Linked DNA regions of Homo sapiens: regions 1 and 3 are each linked to region 2. Evidence: chromatin loops called from intact Hi-C (ENCODE). Cell type or tissue: IMR-90. All regions are shown on one strand.

Region 1 (5,000 bases), 99 kb after region 2:
CAACTTTGCTTACCCACAAAGGGAGGGCACTATTCCCTCACAAAACACAGCCCAAGGCTCACTCTTTCCTCTTTTCCTATAGAAGAGCCAAAGGGCATGACAGTTGCCTCTGCTCCTTTAACCTACCCACTCTTTCCTCACAGCCCTCCTCAGCCTTCACAGTCCATAATGCAGTCTTGAATTCTGGGCTTCATATTCTTGACACACTCTGCAAACAGAATCCCCTAGGAAGCTATATTTATTTCCTTTTTTTTTTTTTTTTTTTTTTGAGACGGAGTCTCACTCTGTCACCCAGCCTGGAGTGCAATGGCATGATCTCGGCTCACTGCAACCTCTGCCTCCCGGGTTCAAACGATTCTCCTGCTTTGGCCTCCCGAGTAGCTGGGACTACAGGTGCCCACCACCACACCTGGCTAATTTTTGTATTTTTGGTAGAGACAGGGTTTCACTATGTTGGCCAGGCTGGTCTCAAACTCTTGACCTCATGATCCTCACACCTCAGCCTCTCAAAGTGCTGGGATTACAGGCATGCGCCACCATGCCTGGCCTATTTACTTATTTTTATTTTTATTTTGAGACAGGTTCTCACTTTGTTGCCCAGGCTGCAGTGCAGTGGCATAAACATGGGTTATAGCAGCCTTGACCTCCTAGGCTCAAGCAAGCCCCCTGCCTCAGTCCCCCAAGCAGCTGGAACTACAGATATGTGCCACCATGTCCGGCTAATTTTTTTTTTTTTTTGAGGTGGAGTCTCGCTCTGTTGCACAGGCTGTAGTACAGTGGTGTGATCTTGGCTCACTGCAACTTCTGCCTCCCAGAGGCAGAGGATTACTCACACCTGTAATCCCAGTTTAGGGAGGCTGAAGCGGGCAGACAGCTTGAGGCCAGGAGTTTGACACCATCCTGGCCAACATGGTGAAAGCCTGTCTCTGCTAAATAAAAAAATTAGCCAGGCATGGTGGCACATGCCTGTGGTCCCAGCTACTCAGGAGGCTGAGGCACAAGAATCGCTCGAACCCAGGAGGCGTAGTTTTCAGTGAGCTGAGATCTCACCACTGCACTCCAGCCTGGGCGACAAGAGACTTCGTCTCAAAAAAAAAAAAAAAGAAAGATAATAAAGATGAGCAGAAATAAATGCAGCAGAGAATAAAAAATAGAGGAAGTAAGTAAAACCAAAATAATTTGGTTCTTTGAAAAATCCATAAAATTGATGAACCTTTAGATGGACTGACCAAGAAAAAAGCAGAGGAGACTCAAACTGCAAAACAGGAGCAAAAGAGGAGACATCACTACCAACATTAGATAAGTAAAAGAATTATCAGGGAATACTATGAACAGTTGTATGCCAACAAATTAGATGAAAGGAACAAATTCCTAGGGGTATTTAAACACCAAACTTAAGAAGAAATATAAAATCTAGGCCAGGCATGGTGGCTCACGTCTGTAATCCCAGCACTTTGAGGGGCTGAGTCAAGTAGATCATCTGAGATCAGGAGTTTGAGACCAGCCTGACCAACATGGTGAAACCTCATGTCTACTAAAGATACAAAAAATTAGCCAGGCAAGTGGCGCACGCCTGTAATCCCAGCTGAGGCAGGAGAATCACTTAAACCGGGGAGGTGGAGGTTGCAGTAAGCTGAGATTGTGCCATTGGGAGGAAAGCAGGTAGAAGGTGGGATCCGAGAGCAGCACACAGTAAGTGTCAATTGTCCTAGTTAATGTTCGGCTTCTTAAATTGGGTGATATGTTCACAGGTGTTCATTATGTTCTTTTTTTTTTTTTTTTTTGAGACAGAGTCTGACTCTGTTGCCCAGGCTGGGGTGCAGTGGTGCGATCTCGGCTCACTGCAAGCTCCACCTCTCGGGTTCATGCCATTCTCCTGCCTCAGCTTCCCAAGTAGCTGGGACTACAGGTGCCCGCCACCACGCCCGGCTAATTTTTTTTTTTTTTTTTTTTTTTTGTATTTTTAGTAGAGACGGGGTTTCACCGTGTCAGCCAGGATGGTCTCGATCTCCTGACCTCGTGATCCACCTGCCTCGGCCTCCCAAAGTGCTGGGATTACAGGCGGGAGCCGCTGCGCCCGGCCCATTATGTTCTTATAACTTACATTAACATATTATTTTGTACATGTCAAGCTTTTTTCCCCTTTTTTTTTTTTTTTAAGAGATGAGATTTTGCTTTGTCACCCAGGCCAGAGAGTGTCGTGGTGCAGTCATAGCTCACTGCAGCCTCCAACTCCTGGGTTCAAGTGATTCTCCCACCTCTGTCTGCCAAATAATTGGAACTACAGGCATGTGCCACCATGCTTGGGTAAGTTTTTTTATTTTTTATTTTTTATTTATTATTATTATACTTTAAGTTTTAGGGTACATGTGCACAATGTGCAGGTTAGTGACATATGTATACATGTGCCATGCTGGTGTGCTGCACCCATTAACTCGTCATCTAGCATTAGGTGTATCTCCCAATGCTATCCCTCCCCCCTCCCCCCTCCCCCCACCCCACAACAGTCCCCAGAGTGTGATGTTCCCCTTCCTGTGTCCATGTGTTCTCATTGTTCAATTCCCACCTATGAGTGAGAATATGCAGTGTTTGGTTTTTTGTTCTTGCGATAGTTTACCGAGAATGATGATTTCCAATTTCATCCATGTCCCTACAAAGGACGTGAACTCATCATTTTTTATGGCTGCACAGTATTCCATGGCATATATGTGCCACATTTTCTTAATGCAGTCTATCATTGTTGGACATTTGGGTTGGTTCCAAGTCTTTGCTATTGTGAATAATGCCGCAATAAACATACGTGTGCATGTGTCTTTAAAACAGCACGATTTATAGTCCTTTGGGTATCCTGGGTAAGTTTTTTAAAAGTGTTATTTGTAGAGACGGAGTCTGGCTGTGTTGCCTGGGCTGGTCTCAAACTCCTGGCTTCAAGTTATCCTCCTGCCTCAGCCTCCCAAAGCTCTGGCATTACAGGTGTGAGCCACTGCACCCAGACTCAGACTTTTTTTAAGGGAAAGAATGGGAGTATAGGTGGGGAGACACACTTTGGGAGGCCAAGGTGGGAGGATCACTTGGGCCGGGGGTTCAAGACCAGCCTGGGCAACAAAGTGAGACCTCGTATTTACCAAAAATACAAAAAATTAGCTGGGCTTGGTGGTGTGGGTTTGGGAGGCTGAGGTGAGAGGATTGCATAAGCTGTAGGAGCCCGAGGCTGCAACGAGCTGTGATCGCGCCATTGCGCTCTAACTTGGGCTAGACAATGAGATCCTGTCTCAAACCAAAACAAAACAAAACAGATAATTGTCAAATTGCTGTTTTGCTATTGTTGCTTTTTGTTTTTGCTTTGCTTTGCCTTGGAAGTGAAGAAGAGATTCTCATTTAAACCGTTATCTTGAAGTATTGAAGTATCTTTGTGAGCTAGGGTGCAATTATTTCCTCTGTCCTTGAGACACAGATGATTCCTGTCCAACATTCCCAAGGAACTCAGTAAGGACCAAATAGAGACTCAGGAAAGACAGTTACTGATTTTACACTGTTGCAAAACAGAGCTATGGTTTATGTTTAACAAACTGCTGGCGGGGCGTGGTGGCTCATGCCTGTAATCCCAGCACTTTGGGATGCCAAGGTGGGTGGATCACTTGAGGTCAAGAGTTCAAGACCAGCCTGGCCAACATGGTGAAACCCTGTCTCTACTAAAAATACAAAAATTAGCAGGGCATGGTGGTGCATGCCCGTAATCCTAGCTACTGGGGAGGGTGAGGCACAAGAATCGCTTGAACCTGGGAATCAGAGGATGCAGTGAGCCGAGATCACGACACTGTACTCCAGCCTGGGTGACAGAGCGAGACTCTGTCTCAAAAAAAACACAAAAAACATAAAAACCAAATTGCTGTATTTTATTTTGTGAAATAGGGTCTAGATCTGTTGTCTAGGCTGGAGTGCAGGGGTGCAATCACAGCTCACTGCGGCCTTGACCTCCAGGGCTCAAGCGATCCTCCCTCCTCAGTTTTCAAGTAGCTGGGACTACAGGTATGCACCATCATATGTTGCCCAGGCTGGTCTTGAACTCCTGGAGAGAGATACATATAAACACACACACACACACACACACACACACACACACACACCCTTTTTTTTTTTTTTTTTTGAGACACAGTTTCACTCCTCACCCAGGCTGGAGTGCAATGGCACAATCTTGGCTCATTGCAACCTCTGCCTCCTGGGTTCAAGCTATTCTCCTGCCTTGGCCTCCCAAGTAGCTGGGATTACAGGCACTGCCACCATGTCTGGCTAATTTTGTATTTTTAGTAGAGACAGGGTTTTGTCATGTTGGCCAGGCTGGTCTCAAACTTCTGGCCTCAGGTGATCCACTTGCCTCGGCCTCCCAAAGTGTTGGGATAACAGGCATGAGCCACTGCGCCGGGCCCATACATATGCATTTAAAAAAATTTATTTATTTATTTCGAGACAGGGTCTCACTCTGTTGCCCAAGCAGGAGTGCAGTGGTGCTATCTCCCAGGCTCAAGCAATCCTCAGCCTCCCGAGTAGCTGGGACTACAGGTATGTGCCATCACACCCAGATAATTTTTATTATTTTTATTTTTTAAGTTTTTTGTAGAGATGGAGTTTCACCGTGTCACCCAGGCTGGATATTTTTGTATTTTTGATAGGCCTGTACAGTTTCCAAAGTTGCAACCTTTCCCCCTCCCTGAGAGTAGGGGCAGCCCCTGCTCTCCCTCTACATCCTCCACAGTCCCGAGGTTTTGGCCTCTGTTTCCTCTGTTTCCTATGCTTGGAACACCAGTCGCTCTTTTGTTGGTCTGGCTGACTTCTGTTCCTCTTTTAAAAATTTAAGTTTGGCCGGGTGCGGTGGCTCACGGGGCCCCTGATTGTCTGAAGGTTGCGCTGGCACGCGCAACTTCCGGGACAGAGGCTGTGGCTGGAAGGAGCTGGGCATCCGGCCTGAGGCGCAGCGGTCGCGTTAGTTCGGCCCAATGGCG
Region 2 (5,000 bases):
TCTTTACTAAAAATACAAAAATTAGCTGGGCGAGATGGTTGGGGCCTATAATGTCAGCTACTTGGGAGGCTGAGGCAGGAGACTCACTTGAACCTGGGAGGCAGAGGTTACAGTGAGCTGAGATCATGCCATTGCACTCCAGCCTGGGCTACAGAGTGAGACTCCGTCTCAAAAAAAAAAAAAAAAAAAAGTAAACTGGTGAAAGTACAGCTACTCCATAGACAGAGTAGGACATTCCTGAAAGTAAGAAGGGGAAGGCATCCACCTTATGTACAAGACTCATATATATGGGGAGATGTGCTCTGCTACAAGGGTTTGTGATAAAGGATTTTTTTTTTTTTTTTTTTTGAGATGGAGTCTCGCTCTGTCGCCCAGGCTGGAGTGCTGTGGCACGATCTTGGCTCACTGCAACCTCCGCCTCCTGGGTCCCAATTTAAGCAATTCTCCTGCCTCAGCCTCCTGAGTAGCTGGGATTACAGGAACACGCCACTATGCCCAGCTAATTTTTGTATTTTTAGTAGAGATGGGGTTTCACCATGTTGGCCAGGCTGGCCTTGAACTCCTGACCTCGTGATCCGCCTGCCTTGACCTCCCAAAGTGCTGGGATTACAGGCATAAGCCACTGCGCCCGGCTAATTTTCTTAATTACTATATTTAGCAAGAATCAATATTGTTATCTTTAAAGCAAAATTAGGAATGCTTTGTTCTCCATATATTGGGATATCTGGACACTCCCAAGTCTGGGTCTGTTTAGTAAACATTATATTATTATTATTTGAGATGGAGTTTTGCTCTTGTTGCCCGGGTGGGAGTGCAGTGGTGCTCTCTCAACTCACTGCAGCCTCTGCCTCCCAGGTTCAAGTGATTCTTCTGCCTCAGCCTCCTGAGTAGTTGGGATTACAGGTGTGTGCTACCATGCCCGGCTAATTTTTTTTTTTTTTTTTTGAGACGGTGTCTCACACGGTTGCCCAGGCTGGAGTGCAGTGGCACAATCTCGGCTCACTGCAGCCTCTGCCCCCTGGGTTCAAGCAGTTCTCTGCCTCAACCTCCCGAGTAGCTGGGATTGCAGACGCCCACCACCACGTCTGGCTAATTTTTTGTGTGTGTTTTTAGTAGAGATGGGTTTTCACCATCTTGGCCAGGCTGGTCTTGAACTCCTGACCTTGTGATCCACCCGCCTCGCCCTCCCAAAGTGTTGGGATTACAGGCGTGAGCCACTGCGCCCGGCCTAGTAAACGTTATTGTTTCCTTAACCATAAACATGTCGAGTCTAGGAATGCCTTACTTTCTGTAATTCAGTCCAGCAAGTCCCAGCCTTATTTTCCTAACCGTCACTCAAGATGGAGTCACTCTGGTCCGAACGTCTCTGACAGTTCATTCCTTTTTCTTGTTAAGCTATTCCCGTTGTATGAATAGATTATGCCCCTGTTGATGGACATGTGGATTCTTTTCATTTTTGGGCTATTATGAATAATGCATTTATGAACATTCATATACAGGTTTTTGTTTGGACACGTTTTCATTTCTCATTGGTGGTTACCTAGGAGTGGAATTGCTGGGTCATATGGGAAGTGTATATTTAATTTTTATTTATTTAGTTTTTTTGTAGAGATGAGTCTTGCTTTGTTGCCCAGGCTGATCTTGAACTCCTGGGCTGAAGTGATCCTCCCACCTCAGCTTCCCAAAGGGCTAGGATTACAGGCATGAGCCACTGTGCCTGGCCAAAAACACAATTTTTAAAATGGACAAAAGAGCTGGGTGCAGTGGCTCACACCTGTAGTCCTAGCATTTTGGGAGGATGAGGTGGGAGGATTGCTTGAGTTCAGGAGTTCCAGACTAGCCTGGACAACATAGCGATAACTCATCTCTACAAATATAAAAATTAAAATGACACTGGGCATGGTGGCTCACCCCTGTAATCCCAGCACGGTGGGAGGCTGAGGCGGGCAGATCACTTGAGGTCAGGAGTTCAAGACCAGCCTGGCCAACCTGCTGAAAGCCCATCTCTACCAAAAATACAAAAAATTAGCCGGGTGTGGTGGCACGTGCCTGTTATCCCAGCTACTTGGGAGGCTGAGGCACAAGAATCGCTTGGACCCCGGAAGTGGAGGTTGCAGTGAGCCGAGATCCCGCCACTACACTCCAGCTCCAGCCTGGGTGACAGAGCAAGCGTCTGTCTCCAAAAAAAGAAAGAAAGAAAAAAAAAAAGAGTTCTTTACATGGATACAAGTCCTTTGGCAGATAGATGCTTTGTAAATATTTTCATTCAACCTGTGGCTTGCCTTTTCACTTCAGAGGTGCAATTTACAATGCGTATCACTCTCTAGATAAGCTCCACGAGGGAAGGGAGTAAGTCTGCCTTTCCCTGAAACCTGGTAAAATGCCAGGCACATACATGTTCAATAATATCTTGTTGAGGGAATTAAATGCCTGCAACCTGAAGTTCCTGTCCGCCAGGGGAAACCAAGCTTAAGGTTCTGAAACACGAGGCACCTAATATGGGGGGGGGGGGGGGGTTAAAGCCAATTATGGGTATTCGGACTCGAAATAGTTTCTAACAAGGCGTTTTGGGGTTGGGGGATGCTCTCCCCACGAGATTCCAGGATTTCAGTAGAGGGCCTTTAAGGGCTGGTTGAAAGATGGGTCTTGAAGCTGTATTTGCACAGAACTATACTAATTTTACTTAGAGTGCTTTATTAGATGTAGCTTGGAGATTATAGGGTGCCACTAAAGAACCACTCCCAAGTTATCCCTTTGACCCTAGTCCTGCAGCTGGGAGTCTCCTTAGGCTAGGAGCTCCTGCCTGCCCTACAAAAGCCCACCGGAGGGCGCAAGGGCTCCAATCCCGATTGGAGTGAGGAAAAATATGCTCCAGGAGCGGCGGGTGGAGACGCTTCCTTTAATAGGTATTTAAGTGTCCACGGTGAAGGCTCAGGAGTTTACAAGGCTAGCAGGGTTGGGGAATCTCAACAAAGGGCGGGGCGTTGCTCAAGCTCCATCCGTCCGTCCGTCCATCCCTCCGTCCCTCCAATCCTCCATCCATCGCGCTGCTCAAGCTCCATCCATCCATTTATCCATCCATCCATCCATCCTTTATTGAGAGTAAAAAGCCGCCAACCAGACCCTGGGAGGAAGACAGGATGGTTCCCGAGAACTAGGGCTGCTCCTTGGCTTTTAGAGGTATCTACTACTTCCAAAACCTTTTGAGACCCCATTATCCCGTTTGATGAAGATGGAGTCTGCCACGTGGGGGTTCCAGATAAGACAGCTGAGATTCGGAAGGGCAGGCGACTCCACCTAGTCACGGGGACGCTCTTTTTGACGCTCCAGGGACCGCAGGGTCTGGGAAAGTTCCTGGTTACTCCGGCGACCGGCCGGCCGTCACATGACATGTGAGCCCGGGCGGAACGCCCAAGAGGCTTCCGTAGTCGGGTGGCAGGTCACGTGTCGAAGGCTTGCCCGCGGGGACCCCTTCCACCCTGGCTCCCGCGTCACATGACCGGCTTTAAGCAACATGGCGGCTGCCGTGGTGCAGCGCCCGGGCTGAGCGACAGCAAGTGCAGCGGGCTCCTACCCCGGGTGAGGGGTGGCCTCCGCGTGGGATCGTGCCCTCTTCAGCCCGCTCCTGTCCCCGACATCACGTGTATTCCGCACGTCCCCTCCGCGCTGTGTGTCTACTGAGACGGGGAGGCGTGACAGGGCCCGGGTCCCTTCTCAGTGGTGCTCTGTGCTTCAGGGCAAGCTCCCCGTCTCCGGGCGCACTTCCCTCGCCTGTGTTCGGTCCATCCTCCTTTCTCCAGCCTCCTCCCCTCGCAGGTGGGATCGTCGGTGGGACCGGAGCGCGGGCGGGCGCGGCCCCCCGGGACCATGGCCGGGTCCGACACCGCGCCCTTCCTCAGCCAGGCGGATGACCCGGACGACGGGCCAGTGCCTGGCACCCCGGGGTTGCCAGGGTCCACGGGGAACCCGAAGTCCGAGGAGCCCGAGGTCCCGGACCAGGAGGGGCTGCAGCGCATCACCGGCCTGTCTCCCGGCCGTTCGGCTCTCATAGTGGCGGTGCTGTGCTACATCAATCTCCTGAACTACATGGACCGCTTCACCGTGGCTGGTAGGGACTCACTTCTGGGAGGAAGATAGTCTAGGAGAGGGGAGCCAGGGTCCCGAGGGTGGCGCTGCTTTGCCGGACCATCCTGAATTTTCTCCTCAGGCGTCCTTCCCGACATCGAGCAGTTCTTCAACATCGGGGACAGTAGCTCTGGGCTCATCCAGACCGGTGAGTGGGGACCACTCCTGGTCACACAGCCGCTCCTCCTTCTGTTCTGTCTCAAGTGGGGCCACGCGCTGGCCTGTCTAGGGGCTCATTAATGGAGGTTTTGTGGCCAGTTAGGGGAGGTGATGGCCCTGATGTTGCTCGGGGGTCAGCGGGACACCACATTTAAAGAGGGAGTCAGTTTAGTATAACTAAGTATAACTTCACCCAGGTGAAGACAGACCTGGGTTTAAATCTCAGCTCTTCCACTTATTGTGTGATGGTAGGCAAGGCACTCAACCTCTCTAAGCCTCATTTTCCTTGTCTATAAGATGGAACAAGTAATAACACGAATCATCTCTTAGGACTGATGTGAAGATTAACTAAAAGATTGTCTGTGAAGGGCCTAGTGCAGTGTTTGGCACATGGTAGACACCCAGTAAATAATGGCAGGAGGGTTGGGTGTGGTGACTCACGCCTGTAGTCCCAGCACTTTGGGAGGCCAAGATGAGTGGATCACTTGAAGTTAGGAGTTCAAGACCAGCCTGGTCAACATGACGAAACCCCATCTGTACTAAAAATACAAAAATTAGCCAGGCATGGTAGCGAGCGCCTGTAATCCCAGGTACTTGGGAGGCTGAGGCATGAGAGTTACTTGAACCCGGGAGGCAGAGGTTGCAGTGAGCCGAGATCGCACCACTGCACTCCAGCCTGGGTGACAGAGCGAGACTCCATCTCATAAATAAATAAA
Region 3 (5,000 bases), 280 kb after region 2:
TGTGTCTGAAAGCCCCTTGCCCGTCGTGGGGATACATAAGGGCGGGCACCTGACTAGTCTTGTTCCCACTGTCTCCCCAGGGCCGGGAACAATTCTAACACAGGAAGAGAGAGGAAGCGGGGAAGGGGGAGGAAGGAGGATGGAAGGAGGCCGGGAGGACCCGTCAACCGCCACTCAGCCGTGCCTGGCCTCAGGCTGCCCCCACCCCTTCTCTCTGTCTCCTGGCTCCTAGCCTGGGAGGCCGACACCGGCCTCCAGTCCCTCCCTCAGCTTCTCCCTGTCTCCCCGTCTCCCTGTCTCCCTGTCTCCCCATCTCCCCATCTCCCCATCTCCCCGTCTCCCCTTCTCCCTGTCTCCCGGCCCCCGGCCTGGCCCCCGCCCCTTCTCCCTCCCTCGAGTCTCCCCACTGCCCCGTCTCCCTGTGTCCCCATCTCCCCTTCTCCCTCCCAAGGGTGCCTGCCTTGATGTGTATTTTCCATATTTTCGTCTCTGTGGTGACGTCCCCAACAATGATGGAGATGTTGTTTCCCGTCACCGCTGTAACAAATGCCACACACCGGAGGCTTAAAACAACAGAAACGTATCCCCCACAGCCCTGAAAGCAGAGGGCTGGCATCAAGGAGCCTGCCCGGGGGTGCCAGCCATCCTCGGCGTTCCCCGGTACGCCGGTGCACCCCGCCAGGCTCTGCCTCCGTCCTTAGGGGACCTTGGCTCACAGGTGCACCCCGCCAGGCTCCGCCTCCATCGTTACAGGGCGTTCTTCCTTCCATGTCTTCATGTGGCTCCTCCTTTTCTTATGGGGACACCCACCGTTGCATTTAGGGCCCCTGATCCAGTATGACCTCGTCTAAGCTGAACTGATCACGCCTGCAAAGACCCTCTTTCCAAATAAACCCACCTTCTGAGGTCGCAGGAAGACGTGGCTTTGGAGGACACTGTTTGGCTCACTGGGAGGGTGTGGGCTGTGGAGCAGGGGGACCCTGCCTCGCTCCTTGGTGCTGCCTGCCAGCTTCACAGGCTCCGAGCAACGGGATGAGGGCCCCACTGCGCAGGTCGCCCTGTGGGTCCCGTGAGACAGCACACACGGCGCCTGGCATGGGCGCTGGGTCTGGGCCCTGGGGTGTGTGTTCTGGGGCCTTGCCTTACAATGGCACCTGCCCCGCAGGACTACTGCGGGATTCCTGAGATAAGCCCGATAGCAGCCCTGTCAGAGCAGAGGAGAGGGCACGGCAATGGTGGTTTACTCTCTACTCTCAGACAAGCTGATTAAAGCAGAGACGCACCCCTAGGGAGGAGAATATTTTCTGTAACTGATTTTGAAAGCTCATCCTGAGTGTCCAAACCTGGCAACTTCTGTTTTTTTGCAAAATATTCTCATTATGAGAAATTTGGAAAACACATAAAAGTAGATAAAGGACCAAAAAGACACCAAAGCCAGCTCTTACTCATCTTCTGGAGAGTTTCCTTCCGGCCTTGCTTTGCTCCCCCTGTGAATTGTTTCAATAGTTGGGATTGACCTGGAAAACAATTTTCATACAACTCCTGGGAGGCTTGCCTGTGTCAGATGTCATAAATGGGTTTTATTTTTAATGCAAGACACACCAGTTTGGCCATGGGCTCCCAGTGTCTGGGTGGACGGGGTCTGGTGAGGCAATTCGGGGGCTCAGCAGCAGCATCAGGCAGAAGCCAGGCAGGGAGGGAGGCACAGCAGCCGGGCGCCCATGTCTGCCGTCCTCACCGTCCTTGTCAAGGTAAGAGCTGAGCCATCTGCAGTCCACAGTCAACAAACAGCATTTAACCCATCACCTCCCTGGGACTGCAGACTTTTCCAAAACTTCAAACATGAGAATTTATTTTGCACTTCACTAAAAATGAATCAACTTAAAGGAGAATAAAAAAGTCAAACCAAGATAAAGAGATAAAATCGATGTAAATATTTTCACCAATTTTCCAATATTTTTCTCGAGAAAAAAAACAACCGGAGAGACTCTAGTGAAGGTCTCGACAAGACATGGCGTTTGTGCTGGCTCCAGCCTCCTCCGCGAGCAGCCTGTCAGGCGGCAGGAACCTGCCACTCCTGGGAGCAAAAAGCTGCTCTCGGGAACCCTCCTGCTTCTCGGGCACACCAGCCCTGGGAGGACTTAGCGATGATCTGGAGGAAAAAGAGGCTGCACGAGGTTGGAGGCAGCTTGTTTTCCGTTCCCGCCAAGACCCTCTGTGGTCATTCCGTGCGGTTCTTGTGCTAGTCCTGTCTGAATGATGAGTGTGTGTGCGTGTGTGCTGTCACAAGTGTGGATGTCATGCGTGTGTGCTGATGTCACATGTGTGGATGGCACACGTGTGCTGATGTCACGCGTGTGGATGTCACACGTGTGTGCTGATGTCATGTGCGTGGATGTCACGTGTGTGCTGGTGTCACGCATGTGGGTGTCACGCGTGTGGATGTCACGCGTGTGTGCTGATTTCACGCGTGTGGATGTCACACGTGTGGATGTCATGCAGGACCGCAGCTCCCTCCTCACCAACAAACTGCTTCCCACAACAATGGTGCCTCTGTGCACACCTCCTCCTCCACTCTGCCCCGCTGTGGTCCAGGAGCCCAGGGAGGGTGAACAGCAGGGACACCCCAGCAGGTGCAGCAGGGCCGGTGGCTCTCCCGGGGGCACGCTCTGTTCTGGAGGACTCTGTGCCACTCTGGTTGGGTCTGGGATCCAGGGCAGCAGCCTACTTTCTCAGGGCCCTTTCTCTCCGGTCCTCATCCACTCTCCATCGGGAAGGCTTAGACTGTTTCCAAAGTCCGGTGTCCCTTTCCCTCCGGTCCTCATCCGCTCTCCATCAGGAAGGCTCAGACTGTTTCCAAGGTCCAGGTGTCTTTGGCTTTCATTGACGATGGAATGAAGATTTTGGGTTCTAGTCCCGCTCGTGGTTTTCCCAGAAATTCCAAGGAAGAGAACACAGCAGAACCACCCTTCCACCTTCAGCTGGAGCCTGGAAACAGCCAGAAAGGGCTGATCCAAGGCTGCCATCTGCTGTCTGCTTCAGGATTGCTGAGGCGGCCTCTGGCCTCTGGGCCTGGGCCCCCAGAGGCAGGCCTTGGGAGCAAGATTTGGGGGTGACCCCAGGCAGCCCTGGGGAGTGGGCAAGTCAGGCAGGGAAGGAGCTGTTAAGGGCTGATGAGCAGGGGTCACTGTGGGTAACTGGGCTCTGAGCCTCTGGGGACTCCCCTAGAGGAGCGGAACATGGAACGCACCAAGGAGTGGGCAAGTTGGGTGGGAAAGGAGCTGATGAGGGCTGATGAGCAGGTGTCGCTGTGGGTAACTGGGCTCTGAGCCTCCGGGGACGCCCCCAGAGGAGTGGAACATGGAACGTACCAAGGAGTGGGCATCTGTCCCGCAGTCCCCACACGCTGCTGAAGCAGCTGCTCCCATGGCCTCCCTCCCTGGCCCCGTGGCCTCTCCTGTGGACAGGGAGCAAGCTGCCTGGCAGAGGCCCCGACTCTCACAGCGGGAGCTGTCAGCATGCTGGGGACGGTGAGTGCCAGGTGCCATGGGCCAGAGCCTTTGGTGTAGGCTCTGGCGAAGGGACCCAGGACACATGCCTGGAACTCTAAAAGTCCTGGGAATCTGACATTTCACACGGGAGAAAACCTCAGACCAGCCGCACGTGCCCTCCCCTCCCCCAACACACACAAGCCCTTCCCGGGCTGGAGAGATGGTGGCTCCTGGTGGTCATGCCAGTTGGTTCATGCTCATCAGAACCCATGGATGGAATTGCCTGGGGGACTTCCAGGGTAGCAGGGGAAGGCAACACTGTTGCCCAAACAGGAGGAACAGGACCACATTGGTCAGAGCCCAGCAGGAGGGAGACAGCACCTGGAGGAGGGCTTCACAGTGCTGAAAAGGTTTGGGCGGGGCTCAGGGAACCTGTGTGAAGGGACCGAGGACCCTGTGAAAGAGAAGCCCCATCGCCCTAAGCCTGAAGGCTGGGGTGGGACTGGGGTGGTGTCCTTTCTTGGAATCCAAAGAGGACAGGTGTGTCAGTGCCATGGGGCTGCGACGAGATGACCACAGGCTCACAGCTCTGTCAGCTCTGGAGGTCAGAAGTCTGGCACACACCTCGCTGGGCTAAAATCAGGGTGTGTGAGGGCCGGTTCCTCCTGGGACCTCCAGGGGAGGGTCCTTTTCTTACCTTTGTGGCCTCTGAGGCCGTTGCACTCCTCGGCTCATGGCCCTTCCTCCACCTTCCAGGCCAGCAGCGCAGCCTCTTTCCATTTCTCTCTGACTCTGTGTTCCTTCTCACACCTGCTCCTGCGGTGACTCTCCCTGCCTCCCTCTTCAAGGACCCTGGGATGACACTGAGCCACCAGGACAACCCAGGGCCACTCCCATCTCAAGAGCCTTCACTTACTCACCTGCTCAGTCACGTCTGCATGTAAATATCACCAGGGAACATATTCCCAGGATCTGGGATTAGGATGTGGGCATCTTTGGGGGCTATTATTGAGCCAATAACAGTAAAGTCTGAAGGTGCCGTGATGGGCTTTTTGGGGTGCAGCCAAGCCGCAGGAGCCAGAGAATGAACACCCGGCCCCAATCTCCCTGCTGCCACCCTCTGCATGGACCTAGGCATGGTGGACCCTCCGGGCAGCCTCCTGGACCTGGAGCCTGGAGGGAAGGCAGGGCGGGCGCGAGGAGGGTGTCTGGCCCTCAGACCTCGACCACGCAAAGGCTGGGCACTGCCAACGTTGACGGCAAGGTCCCTGCTGAGGCTGCAACAGTTCCCAGGTTCAAGAAAACTAGAGCATGAAATCACGCTGAGTCCTGCCACTTCTTTCCCAGCCTCAATCTGAGGGCAGGATGAACGGATTGCCCTGCACAGCCATCGGGCTGTTTCAGTGATTACCTGGATGTTTAGAACACAGATTTTAAGAACCTCCCCCACCCAATACGGCTGGTCAATGAGAGAGACACCACTTTGGGAGGTGGCGTCAACAGCTCCCC

Evidence for each region. Peaks named below come from ENCODE experiments on the same cell type or tissue, not always from the same donor. Only the 100,000 strongest peaks of a DNase experiment are listed, where the experiment ranks them.
Region 1: it touches region 2 in a loop (8-fold over the local background); 2 of 110 quality-filtered maps call a loop at or near these places.
Region 3: it touches region 2 in a loop (23-fold over the local background); 3 of 110 quality-filtered maps call a loop at or near these places.

Annotation. Positions count from the first base shown.
Region 1 is chr16:29,070,039-29,075,038 of GRCh38, forward strand. It overlaps the pseudogene RRN3P2. Among named protein-coding and RNA genes, the nearest start is that of LAT, 87 kb to the left of the region's middle. RefSeq lists an enhancer at 4,676-4,875. In IMR-90, no CTCF peak of the experiment used is centred here; no DNase peak of the experiment used is centred here; H3K4me3 peaks cover 83 bases; H3K27ac peaks cover 32 bases.
Region 2 is chr16:28,971,285-28,976,284 of GRCh38, forward strand. SPNS1 (SPNS lysolipid transporter 1, lysophospholipid) reads left to right here and starts at 3,494. Exons shown (of 12, transcript NM_032038.3): 1 at 3,494-4,108; 2 at 4,208-4,273. The coding sequence starts at 3,868. RefSeq lists enhancers at 3,231-3,350, 3,431-3,540, 3,639-3,808, a cis regulatory region at 3,724 and a silencer at 3,761-3,850. In IMR-90, a CTCF peak has its summit at 2,827 (motif pointing right); DNase peaks (open chromatin) are centred at 2,867 and 3,417; H3K4me3 peaks cover 1,806 bases; H3K27ac peaks cover 1,343 bases.
Region 3 is chr16:29,254,484-29,259,483 of GRCh38, forward strand. It overlaps LOC124903676 (a long non-coding RNA gene), which reads right to left and starts at 4,296. Exons shown (of 2, transcript XR_007065049.1): 1 at 4,189-4,296; 2 at 1,561-2,988. In IMR-90, a CTCF peak has its summit at 3,029 (motif pointing left); no DNase peak of the experiment used is centred here; H3K27ac peaks cover 1,257 bases.